Linked DNA regions of Mus musculus: region 2 is linked to region 1. A link is a loop called in an ENCODE intact Hi-C map of the cell type or tissue named here. Cell type or tissue: gastrocnemius. All regions are shown on one strand. Each heading gives the region's core, and the rest is flanking DNA. Links, peaks and the distances in the headings are about the cores only.

What was found. Hi-C counts contacts between places; a loop is a spot of excess contacts. Peaks named below come from ENCODE experiments on the same cell type or tissue, not always from the same donor. Only the 100,000 strongest peaks of a DNase experiment are listed, where the experiment ranks them.
Region 2: a loop joins it to region 1, with 28 times the contacts of the local background. A loop is called at or near these places in 32 of 42 quality-filtered maps.

The regions. Positions count from the first base shown.
Region 1 is chr16:34,123,121-34,128,499 of GRCm38, reverse strand. The region is part of intron 33 of Kalrn (kalirin, RhoGEF kinase); the gene reads left to right. The region is part of intron 1 of Gm41448 (a long non-coding RNA gene); the gene reads right to left. Among named protein-coding and RNA genes, the nearest start is that of Gm41448, 5.7 kb to the right of the region's middle. In gastrocnemius, for the core only: a CTCF peak has its summit at 2,782 (motif pointing left); a DNase peak (open chromatin) is centred at 2,751; H3K4me3 peaks cover 292 bases; H3K27ac peaks cover 600 bases.
Region 2 is chr16:33,822,936-33,828,314 of GRCm38, reverse strand. It overlaps the pseudogene Gm34967. Among named protein-coding and RNA genes, the nearest start is that of Itgb5, 4.0 kb to the left of the region's middle. In gastrocnemius, for the core only: no CTCF peak of the experiment used is centred there; no DNase peak of the experiment used is centred there.

The sequences.
Region 1 (5,379 bases), core at 66-5,065:
GTGTCATTAGTCCCTGCTCATCTGTGCCATTAAGACAGGTCTGGGGTCCAACCAAGGCCTAGTGCCACATGCCCCTCCTCTCACCCTGAGGGAGCCCCCTTTGAAAACCTGAAGCCCAGCCTCTCTGCAAGGCTCTACCACAGTGGCACCCACGGTAGACGTGCTCTCTCTTATTTGCCAGTTCTGGGCTCCATCTGGACACTCCTTTCCTCACTGATGAGATAGGAGATATTCCAAAGCTGTCGCCCCTGGCCATTCCTGACTAAGTTTCCTCTGCCTCCCAGATGCTGAAAGGAGGCCCAGAGCATCCCCAAAGGTGCAGTTCCAAACTCTCCCTCCCGCCATTCCCACAGGTTCTGGTTTTCCCCAAAGATATAAGAGAATCTGTTCTCCTCCTGAGAACTACCGCAGGGAACTCTCAGCTGCAGCCTGGGGTTCCCAGAGCCTGGGATTTCCATCACCAAATCCTCCATCCCTGACTTCTCTTTCCGTCCAGAACATGTTTCAAGCCAAGCTGGTCCACTCTAGCCACTGTACTCCAAAATCCAGAGGAAGCAGCACAGGAAGAAATGAATAATAAAATTTTAAATATGTTTAAATCAAAATTTCTCTTCCCTCCCTGAAATGACCTGTCTGTTCTCAATCCCTGTTTGATATAATTGGCTCATATTTAAAAGTGAATAAAATCCCCATCCCTGGTTCTTGAAGGGTGTATATACTCTTGACTTTTCCCATTGCCATAGTTGCTAAGTCTTAAGTCTAGCTTGAGTGTTCTGCTGGGAGCTACATCTTACTTTTCTTCTGTAATACCTCACCACCATCACCATCATGGTCACTGCCAGCCATGGTTGTCAGAAGGAAAGGAGGCAAAATCCTATGTTCTCAGCCCTGACTGCTCAACACCACTGGGCTATTTAGCAGGACCAGGTACAGGCTGGCCTGGAGGGGACATCACATGCAGCCTCAGAGGCTCAACCAGCCTTGCCATTCAGGTACCTCCAGCTGCTCCCTCCTTTAACAAACATCCCCCTATTAATTTGGCCTTCATATTCAAGTGTGGCATATTCAGTGTGGGACTGAATCCTGGAGAGAAACCATGTCCACACCTCTAACATTTCGCAGATGATACAGCCAATCTGTAATAGAACTTGAGTCAGATCCAGAGCTGCTGAGCTCCAACCCAGATTCTCAATCACCATGTTGTCTTGAAGGTTCTTAGCCTGACCAATTCCCATAGCCATCACAACTGACAGATACATCGCATGTGGGATAGAAACGCTGACTTATTTTATGGCAAGAAAAGCTCAAAGTGACAAAAATTGTAAGGAAACAGTAAGAACCGCTTAGCTCTTAGTAAATGATGTGCATAAAGACATGTATGCACACACAGGCATGCATACACACACACACACAGCTACAGTTCTTTTTAATGATAATAAACCATGGAACTATAAGATACTCCATTGTTAAAACAGTACCATAGAAGAGGGGAAATTGATAAAGTTAATAATCTACTATAAAACTCGACATAATGGTGCACACCTTTAATCCCAGCTCTTGGGAAGCAGAAACAAGTGGATCTCTGTGAGTTCGAGGTTTGGTCTACATAGTGAGTTTCAGGACAGCCAAAGTCTAGGGCTATAGAGAGAGACCCTGTCTTAAACAAAACAAAAACAAAAATCTACCGTAAAAATACTTCAATAGCTAAGCCAGAAAATAATTTTATAGTATGCATACATGCACAAATCACCTAAAATGTCTTTAAAAGTTACAGTCTGAGGAAGTTCCAGAAGTAGTTCAGGATGTCCAACAAAGAATGTAAGACATATGATATAGGAACCATGAGCTCCAGGAGCAAAGAGGAATAGAGAACTATCTCAGTTGGAATATTGACCATCATTAAGTCCAGGGGAAGAAATGACCAGGACATAGCCCAGGCATCATCCAGAAACCCAGTAGAGAACATATTTGGAGAGGCAAAAGCCAAACAAGTTGGGCGTATGGGGAGATCCAGAAGTCCAGGCCTAGGGGCCGCACGTACGTGGCCGGATGGTCTGAGACGAGTAGACACAGTAGCCCAGAAAGAAGTGCCTGCAGAAAGGCTTTGGTTGACAGTGAGGACTAAGGTTAGCATGGGGCTGGCCAACAGACGGAAGAAAGAGTTTTAGTCATTTACAGCACTGCCAGATCGGTTATAACTATCTCAACTAGTTTGTCCAAATGTATTTTGAGATCTGGGTGGGCAGGTGGTTAACCCAGGATAAGCCATAAGGGGACATGCAGGAAGAAGGAAGAAGAAGAGGAGGAGGAAGAGAAGGAAGAAGAGGAAGAGGAAAATGGGAGAAGGAGGAGGAGAAGGAATAGGAGAAAAAGGAGGAGAAGAAGAGGAGGAGGAGGGGGAGGAGGGGGGGAGGAAGAGGAACAAAAGCAGCAGCAGCAACAACAACAACCACCACCTTGGTGCACAGTGTTTTGGACGGGCATACAGGCAAGAACCAGGAATCCTGGATCACACTTGCTAAGGTTACAATCAGACCCCACAACTTGCTCTGGTCTCTGGTTGCTCATTTCCTAATGAGGAATTCCTTCCCAAGAAACAGTAAACACCTGGTACCCACCAGCTGTGATGCACAATGGCTTCCTTGTGGTTTCTGCCTGAACTAGAAGTGTACTTCAGCTGGGCAGGAGGACTCTCTTGAGAGCCTGCCATCTGCTAAGCAAGTTGGTGGTTTCCTTTTCTAACTCCTAGCCGTTGCTGCTCTCTAGTGGCCAACAGTGCCTGCCAAGTCGGTCCAAATAGTAAGGACAGGAGGGGAAGGTGGAGCTGCACTTTATAGGCACAGAGACTAGGGAGCAGTAGCCAAGGGTATCTAGAGGGTGTGTGACTGTACATGCAGAATGGAGCAGGAGGGGAGATGGGGTGATCAGAAAGGGTCATCTTGTGAGCCACAGCTGAACATCTGAGGCTTGATCGTAGTCTGCACCGTGAAAACAATCACTTCCGGTCTTTGGCCTGCTTTCCTCCGATGTTCAGCTCTCTAGTGTCCTATGACAGCAGACCTTTTGCAGGGCTGCCTGGAGGCATTCAGAGAAACTCACAGCTTTTGTCCTTCTCTTTAATCTCATGTTTCCCCCAGCCATGTCTGCTGCCTCCTCCGAAGGTCAGCTGGAGTTCTCTTTCTGATGATGCAGGAAATTGCCTCCCATGGGCACAATTAGAGTCATGGTGTAGACAGCCTTGGTCAAACTCAAGACTTACTGGGATGGCCTCTCTCTTGGTGGGATTGTCGCCTCCATGGGTAAAGACCTGCTTAGCCCTCCTGGGCATATCTCTGTTGATAACTTGTGTGGGCTCTCCAGAGGCAAAGAAGTGGGAAAGAAATGAAGAGTAGCTGCCACTACCCTTAACACTCTACTAAATTCAACATCAACTCTCTGTTCTCTGAAGCCTGGGGAGGGGCAGAGATAAAGAACAGACAGTGGGTGCATAGAAAAATAATACATTTTTTAAAGATAGAGAATAAATCAGGGAGTGGTGTCACATGCCTTTAATTCCAGCACTAGGGAGGCAGAGGCAGGTGGATTTCTGAGTTTGAGGCCAGCCTGGTCTACAGAGTGAGTTCGGGGGCAGCCAGGGATACACAGAAAGAAACCCCGTGTCAAAAAACAAACAAAAAATGTTTTTATTGAACACTTGTGGCTGAAGGACATAGGACATGTGAGACTGCCGCTTTGAAGATGCCTGTAGAAAGCTCTATTCTGGTCAGGAGCAGGATTCCTCCTTGGAATTTTGGAGGAGTTTGCCATTCTCTTTGTTTCACTGTAGCTTTTGAAATCTGCTGTTGCCAAGGACTGTTACTGTTGTGTCTCACCTGACTCCTCCTCCTCTGCCCTCAGAGGGCTTCAGGGTGGCCTTTTGTAAAATATTTCCTAGTGCCATGCTCCAGGATGGGGTTTTAATTCTTCCTATCAGCCTCTTGAAACATCGGGTCAAGAACCACACTGTAGTGTGTCCTGCTCATATGTATCTACCTGTTTTAGCCTCTGTTAGGCTTCTCTGAAGCTGAGGATACGTGTGCATGCATGAGGTACACCAGATGTTGGTACAAGGAGCAGGACTGTTGTCTGTCAGGTGTCATCGTGATGTGCTTTGGTGGAGAGACTCTCAATGTCAGTATTCAAGTGTCTCTAAGTCCTCTGGCTTCTTCAGTAAACAATGGTCAAATCTATCCAAATGTTTCTATTGTCAGATCTATCCAAATGTTTCTGTTTGGCTGCCAGTGCTCTGGGGGCTGGAGGAACACAGTGGTGGCCACTTTCCTACTTCTGTATGTAGACCTGCATTGAATTTCAACTTTCCAGAGCAGGATGGACAAGATAGAGGGCAGGTTTAAGGGTCTCTACAGACTTTTAACCCATCCACCTGCCTTACCTCCACGTATACACATATCCACATATATGCATGTGCACACATATACATAGACACAGTATATGCTGCCTGGTGCTTCTACTTCCTAAGCCTGTCAGGGGGCTATGCAAAGCTAACTGATTGGCAGGCACCTTATCTCCTCTCTCTGTTCTACTAAGTCATATGGTTCTGTTATGTCTACTGTCTGTCATTCAGAAAGTAAAGCATAATGAAAACAGGTTGGCCTCTCCTGTACATGTCCACCTACATGATCTCCTATTCTCTTTGTTCTTAAAGGTTACAACTCACCCTTAAGTAATTTTTGTCAAGTTTACAGTTTAGTAGAATTATAGACAAACCAAAAAAGGTGAGATGATTTAAAAGGGGAAGGGTCCTAGGGCAAACGGACTATAGGGCCTAGGACACAGTAGTGGAAACAGACAGGCAGCCAGTGGGAGCACTCCGTGTTGCAGCCAGTAGGAGCACTCAGCATTGCAGCCAGTGGGCGCACTCAACATTGCAGCCCAGTAGGAACACTCAGTGTTGCAGCCAGTGGGAGCACTCAGCATTGCAGCCAGTGGGAGCACTGCGTTTTGCAGTCAGTGGGAGCACTCCATGTTGCAGTCACTCTGCTTTCCTACACATCCGGCATCAATTCATGAGACACAGTCACAGGCGTGCTCAGTAGGCATTCATTGAGTATACACTACATGCCAGGCATCACTCTAGACTCAGAGGATGGACAAATTTAAGCACAGATGACTTCTACTCAACTTGATCTTTTATTGTGATGCAGATGTAGGTGGCAAACGATATAACACATTAATGAAAAGTGCTCAGGCCAGGCAGTGGTGGCGCACACCTTTAATCCCAGCACTTGGGAGGCAGAGGCAGGCAGATTTCTGAGTTCAAGGCCAGCCTGGTCTACAGAGTGAGTTCCAGGACAGCCAGGGCTATACAGAGAAACCCTG
Region 2 (5,379 bases), core at 330-5,329, 300 kb after region 1:
CAGTCAGGGCTATCTATACAGAGAAACCCTGCCTCAAAAAACCAAAAGAAAAAAAAAAAAAAAAAAGAATTCATGCTGCAGAAACAGCCCAGGTAGATCTTGGAATTACCTGGCCCTTAGGGCAATAGCCTTGGGGCTATGCTTATCCCAGCTTAGAGGTGGCTACTACATTATGGGAGCTGATCAAAGAGTTTGAACTGGAGTGTTGCTTGGTCTGGCAGGAAAGTGTAGGATGAGCTAGAAGGTGAAATACTGCTTTAAGTACAATGGTGGCTTTCCTATGCCATGCATTCTTTGAGTTCAGGGCCCATAGTATCCCATCTTCTCTGCACTCAAAATGAGCACTTTGTAGCGGCTGAAATATCCTACTTTGTCCCACATCTGGCACGGACCACCATTTATCTAAATTGCACCTGGAAAGTGCTGTGATCCAACTTGCCCTAATTCTTACCAGACCCCTTCTGTCTTATCTGGTGGTTCTCTGGGTCCCCAGCCTGCCCAGACCTGCTGTAAGCAGTCCTGAGCAATCTAAGCTGCATTAAAGCTGGTTTGTTGATGCCTTTTCTAATTCAGAATTTCTGCTTTGTGGTTTGTGTCCCCCTCCCAAGAGTCCTTCATCTAAGTGCTCACAGATAAAAAGTGTCAGTTACACGTGATGATCTATTTGATCTTAAAATGAAACGGACCTGGGTACGAGGGCACACCTTTAATCCCAGCGCTAGGGAGCAGATCTATAAATTTGAGGCTAGGGGGTATACATAATGAATTCCAAGACAACCAGAGCTATGCAGAGAGAACCTGTCTCAAAATCAGGAGAAAACAAAACAAAGGAATGGAATTCTGACACTTACTACAAAATTAAAAACACCCTGTGTGACATGAAATAGACCCAAGGGAACAAATATTATATAATTCTCTCCCTCTGTCTCTCTCTCTCTCTCTCTCTCCCTCTCTCTCTCCCTCCCCCTCTCTCTCTGTGTGTCTGTGTGTGTGTGTGGGATGTGTGTGGGTGCTCTTATCCAGCCCAAGCTGGCCTTGAACTCTCTGTAGCTGAAGACGATGCCATTGAATTCTTGATTCTCTTGCCTGTACCTCCTGAGTGTTAAGATTCCAGATTCCAGGGGTGTGCTGTCATGCCCAGACATTCTACTGTGTAACATGTCTAGAACCAAAAGTGTGATAGAAGGAGGTAAAACAGATGTTACCACAGGCTGACAGGCTGGTGGGAGGAGAGAAGGGGATTTTATTTCTGAGTACAGAGTTTCAAGTTGGAATAATGGGAAAGTTCTAGAAATGGATAGTATTATTGGCACAGAATGGTCCTCTTAAAATGGCCACAATGGTAAATTTTACATTATGTGTTTTTTACCATTAGTTAGGGGGTTGGTGGCGAAAATAAATGGTCTCTCTTCTAGATGATCACGGTTCACATGGCAGCTCACACCTGTCTGAGGTTCTGACAGCCTCTTGAACTCTATAGACATTTGCATGCATACCACACAGGGACATACATGACAACAAAATACCCTTACACTAGAATAAAAATAAGCTAATGTCTCTCTCTCTCTCTCTCTCTCTCTCTCTCTCTCTCTCTCTCCTTCCTTTGGAACAAACAAAGGAGTGGGAATAAAGGGCTGGAGAGATGGCCCAGTGGTTAAGGCCGCGTGCTGCTCTTGCAGAGGATCCAGGTTTGGTTCCCATCACCGACACGGCAGTTAGCAACTGTAACTCAGTACCAGGGAATCCAACATCCTCTTCTGACCTCCACAGGCCCGACATGTATGTGGTGCACAGATATATATGCAGGCGAAACACCAACACATATTGAAAGTTAGCTCTCCAAAGCACACACCCAAAAAAAGATCTTTTTGGACTGGAAAGATGGCTCAGTGGTTAAGAGCACTGACTATTCTTCTGAAAGTCCTGAGTTCAAATCCCTGCAAGCACAGGGTGGCTCACAACCACTGGTAATGAGAACGTACACTCTCTTCTGGTGTGTCTGAAGACAGCAACAGTGTACTTATCTATAATAATAAATACATCTTTGGGCCGGAGTGAGTGGGGGCTGACCAGAGCGCGTGGGGTTGGCCAGCAAGCAGAAGTCCTAAAATTTAATTCCCAACAACCACATGAAGGCCCACAACCATCTGTATAGCTACAGTGCACTCATATACAAGAAATAAATAAATAAATATTTTTAAGAAGAAAGAAAATATTTATTTTATTTATTTAATTTATGTATGTGACTCCACTGTCACTGTCTTCAGACACATCAGAAGAGGGCATCAGATCCCATTACAGATGGTTGTGACCCACCGTATGGTTGCTGGGAATTGACCCTCTGGAAAAGCAGTCAGTGGTCTTAACCCGCTGAGCCATCTCTCCAGCCCCCCTTTTGTTATTTAATTGTCAACAGGCCTTTAACCTAGAGGAAATCTCAGCTGGAGTTTTTATCCAATCTCCCTTGTCCAATCCAACAAAGCAGTCAAAATAGTCATAATTTTTATTTCTCTAGATTTTTTTCTCACAGTGCCTGAAGGGTGCAGACTATTTTCCAGTTACTTCAATAAAAAAGGTAAAATAAATGGAAACAAATATACAGAGAAAGGGAGAAAGCTGATGTCATGTGTCTGTGGGTATTAGGAGGGTTTGAGCCCAGAGCCTCAGGCATGCCAAGTAAGCTCCTCTCCCTGTAGGTATACCAGTATCCTTAGTCTCATGGCCGTCTTGAGTAAGTAGCTGAATCAGTAGACTGACCTTCCACCACTCTCAGAGAACCTCAAAGGATCGGGCCCCCTCAAGCCTTTACTGTGTGAACTCATACAACTCAACAAGTTCAAACATTTATTCATTAGACCCTGGGGCTCAGAGACCTGAGGATAAATAGCAGTGTCAAGGTCCCCTCAGTCCAAGACCCCAATCTTACTGTCTCATAGCGGCCTCCCCTTTGAATGGGATTTCTGATCTTTTGTGAGACTGTGACAACGTCCACATAACTGGAGTCCCTTTGGAGCTGGAGAGACAGATGGCCCAGTGAATTAGTGCTTGCTGCTCTTAGAGAAGACTGTGGTTGCATTCTGGCCCTGTTGATGAAGAGCTCCTAACCACCTGTAACACTAGCTGCAGGGGATCCCACACCTGCAGCCATGCACACATAAATAAATAAATAAATAAATAAATAAATAAATAAATAAATAAATAAATTTTTTTTTTTTTTTTTTTTTTTTTTTTGGTTTTTCGAGACAGGGTTTCTCTGTATAGCCCTGGCTGTCCTGGAGCTCACTTTGTAGACCAGGCTGGCCTCGAACTCAGAAATCCGCCTGCCTCTGCCTCCCGAGTGCTGGGATTAAAGGCGTGCGCCACCATGCCCGGCTAATAAATAAAATTTTATATTAGCAAAGGATTCCCTAGGGCTTTGTCTTTGACCACTAGTGAAGCTTCTAAGTCATGTGACTCAGGGCAAGCCAGGCCTTTTGGGATTGATGGCCCTCCCATTACAGCAGTTCTTGAGGCATTCATTCCTAAACCACAATTGAATCTTTATTTTGAGAGAACACAATGCCTTTCAACACTTGGCCACGGGCAGTAAGCTAAGGGAGAGGAGGGGCTCCCACCTCAGGACTAAGCCTTCCAAGGCACTGCCAGGCCTGACCAGACAGCTAAGAGCTTCTCTCTCAAGATCCTCTGTGCTTTCCCCTCCTGGACAGAAGCAGAAGGTGAGACTCCGAATCACAGCATGGAAGCTTTAGTAGAGCTGTGTCTCAAAAAGAACTAGAGGCCACATTATTTAAAAATGCAGGTGGGTCCATTGTCCAGACGTCTGCTTGTAATCATTCTGTAAGCTTAGGTTAATAACAGGAAAAAAAAATGTCCTTGAAAAATGGCAGATGCTCCACAATGGAATTGAAATGTGAATAGTTTAGAGGGTGATTGTATGCCACTAAGAAAATGGACGTGGAGATCAGCGGCAGGATGGAGGAACTGGAGCCATGAGGACGGGGTCCTAAGACCCAGATCAATAGTAAAATGTAACCATGCATGACCGGAAGGCAGTGATCAAAAATGCAGGTATGTTAGAAGAGATGCAACAGGACTCGGCGGAGTGTGCTACTTAGGCATTTGAGAAGTACAACACCGAAAAGGATATTTCGGCCCATACCAAGGAGGAGTTTGACAAAAAGCACAACCCCACCTGGCACTGCATGAAACCGAACACTTCATCCACTTCTACCTGGGTCAGGTGGCCATTCTTCTGTTCAAATCTGGTTAAAAGCATGGACTGTGCCAAATACCCAGAGATCCATCCAAAAACGGGGACTGCATCCTAAATTCCAAGTACCAGAGACTGAATCTTTAGCCTTGCTAAGAGAACACCTTGTTTGAATCCGTTGTGTTTTGTATGGGGCATCATTCTCTGTACGTGTCTGTGGTTAAAAAAGAATTCATAAAACAGCTTATTTACATTTGTAGTTATTTCTTGTCCATACTCTGAGCCCTTTTTTGCCCTTAGACCATTCCTTTAAAAATAAATCTGTTGAAGATATGGAAGAGGAGGAGGAGGAGGAGAAATGGAGGTGGGGAACCAGGGAGATGGCTTACCTGGTAGAGGCCTCATGCACAGGTCTAACGACCTGAGTTCAACCTCAGGATCTTCTAAGGTGGCAGGAAAGAACCGACTCCCTGTCCTCTGACCTCCACAACACCATAGCCATAGCTGTGTGTGCCATAGCACACAACACACATACGTGCACGTGCATTCAACCCTGTTTCAAAAATGACAAAAACCCCAAAGATGCCTTTTTTTTAAGCCTTGACTCTATTGATTTGCTTTTGTGTTCCAGGACGCTCTTTGCCCTAGCATGCTCTTTACATTCTGTGAATGTAAATACCACAGAGGACTTTTTGCATAGCAGAGACCTCAGATGGGATGGAGAGGCATGGCCTCTGAGAAGCCCCTTCCTGGCAAGGGCTTATGGAGGCATTGCTGTTTCAAGGAAAGAAGTTTCAAAGATCTTTCCATCACTATTAAGGAGCAGGACACCACCACTGGCCAGTGGGTGGAGGGACAGTATATCCAAGAGCTGGAAGGTCCCCACAGAGTGGACCTTCCTCAGTCAGACCTGAGATAATATGTAACAAGCAAGAACATTATAGTCAATTAAAATTTTTATTTTATTACTTTATGTGATTAAATATTTTGCCTGAATGTATGTATATGCATCATGCGCATGCCTGGCTCCTGTGGAGAGCAAAAGAGGGTATTGAATCCCCTGAAGTCAGAGTTATAGACAAGCCAAGACAAGATGCTGGGTCCTCTGTAAAGGGCAATCAGTGTCTCAGCCCCTGCGAAGCTCTCTAGTCCCGTTGTGGATGATTTTA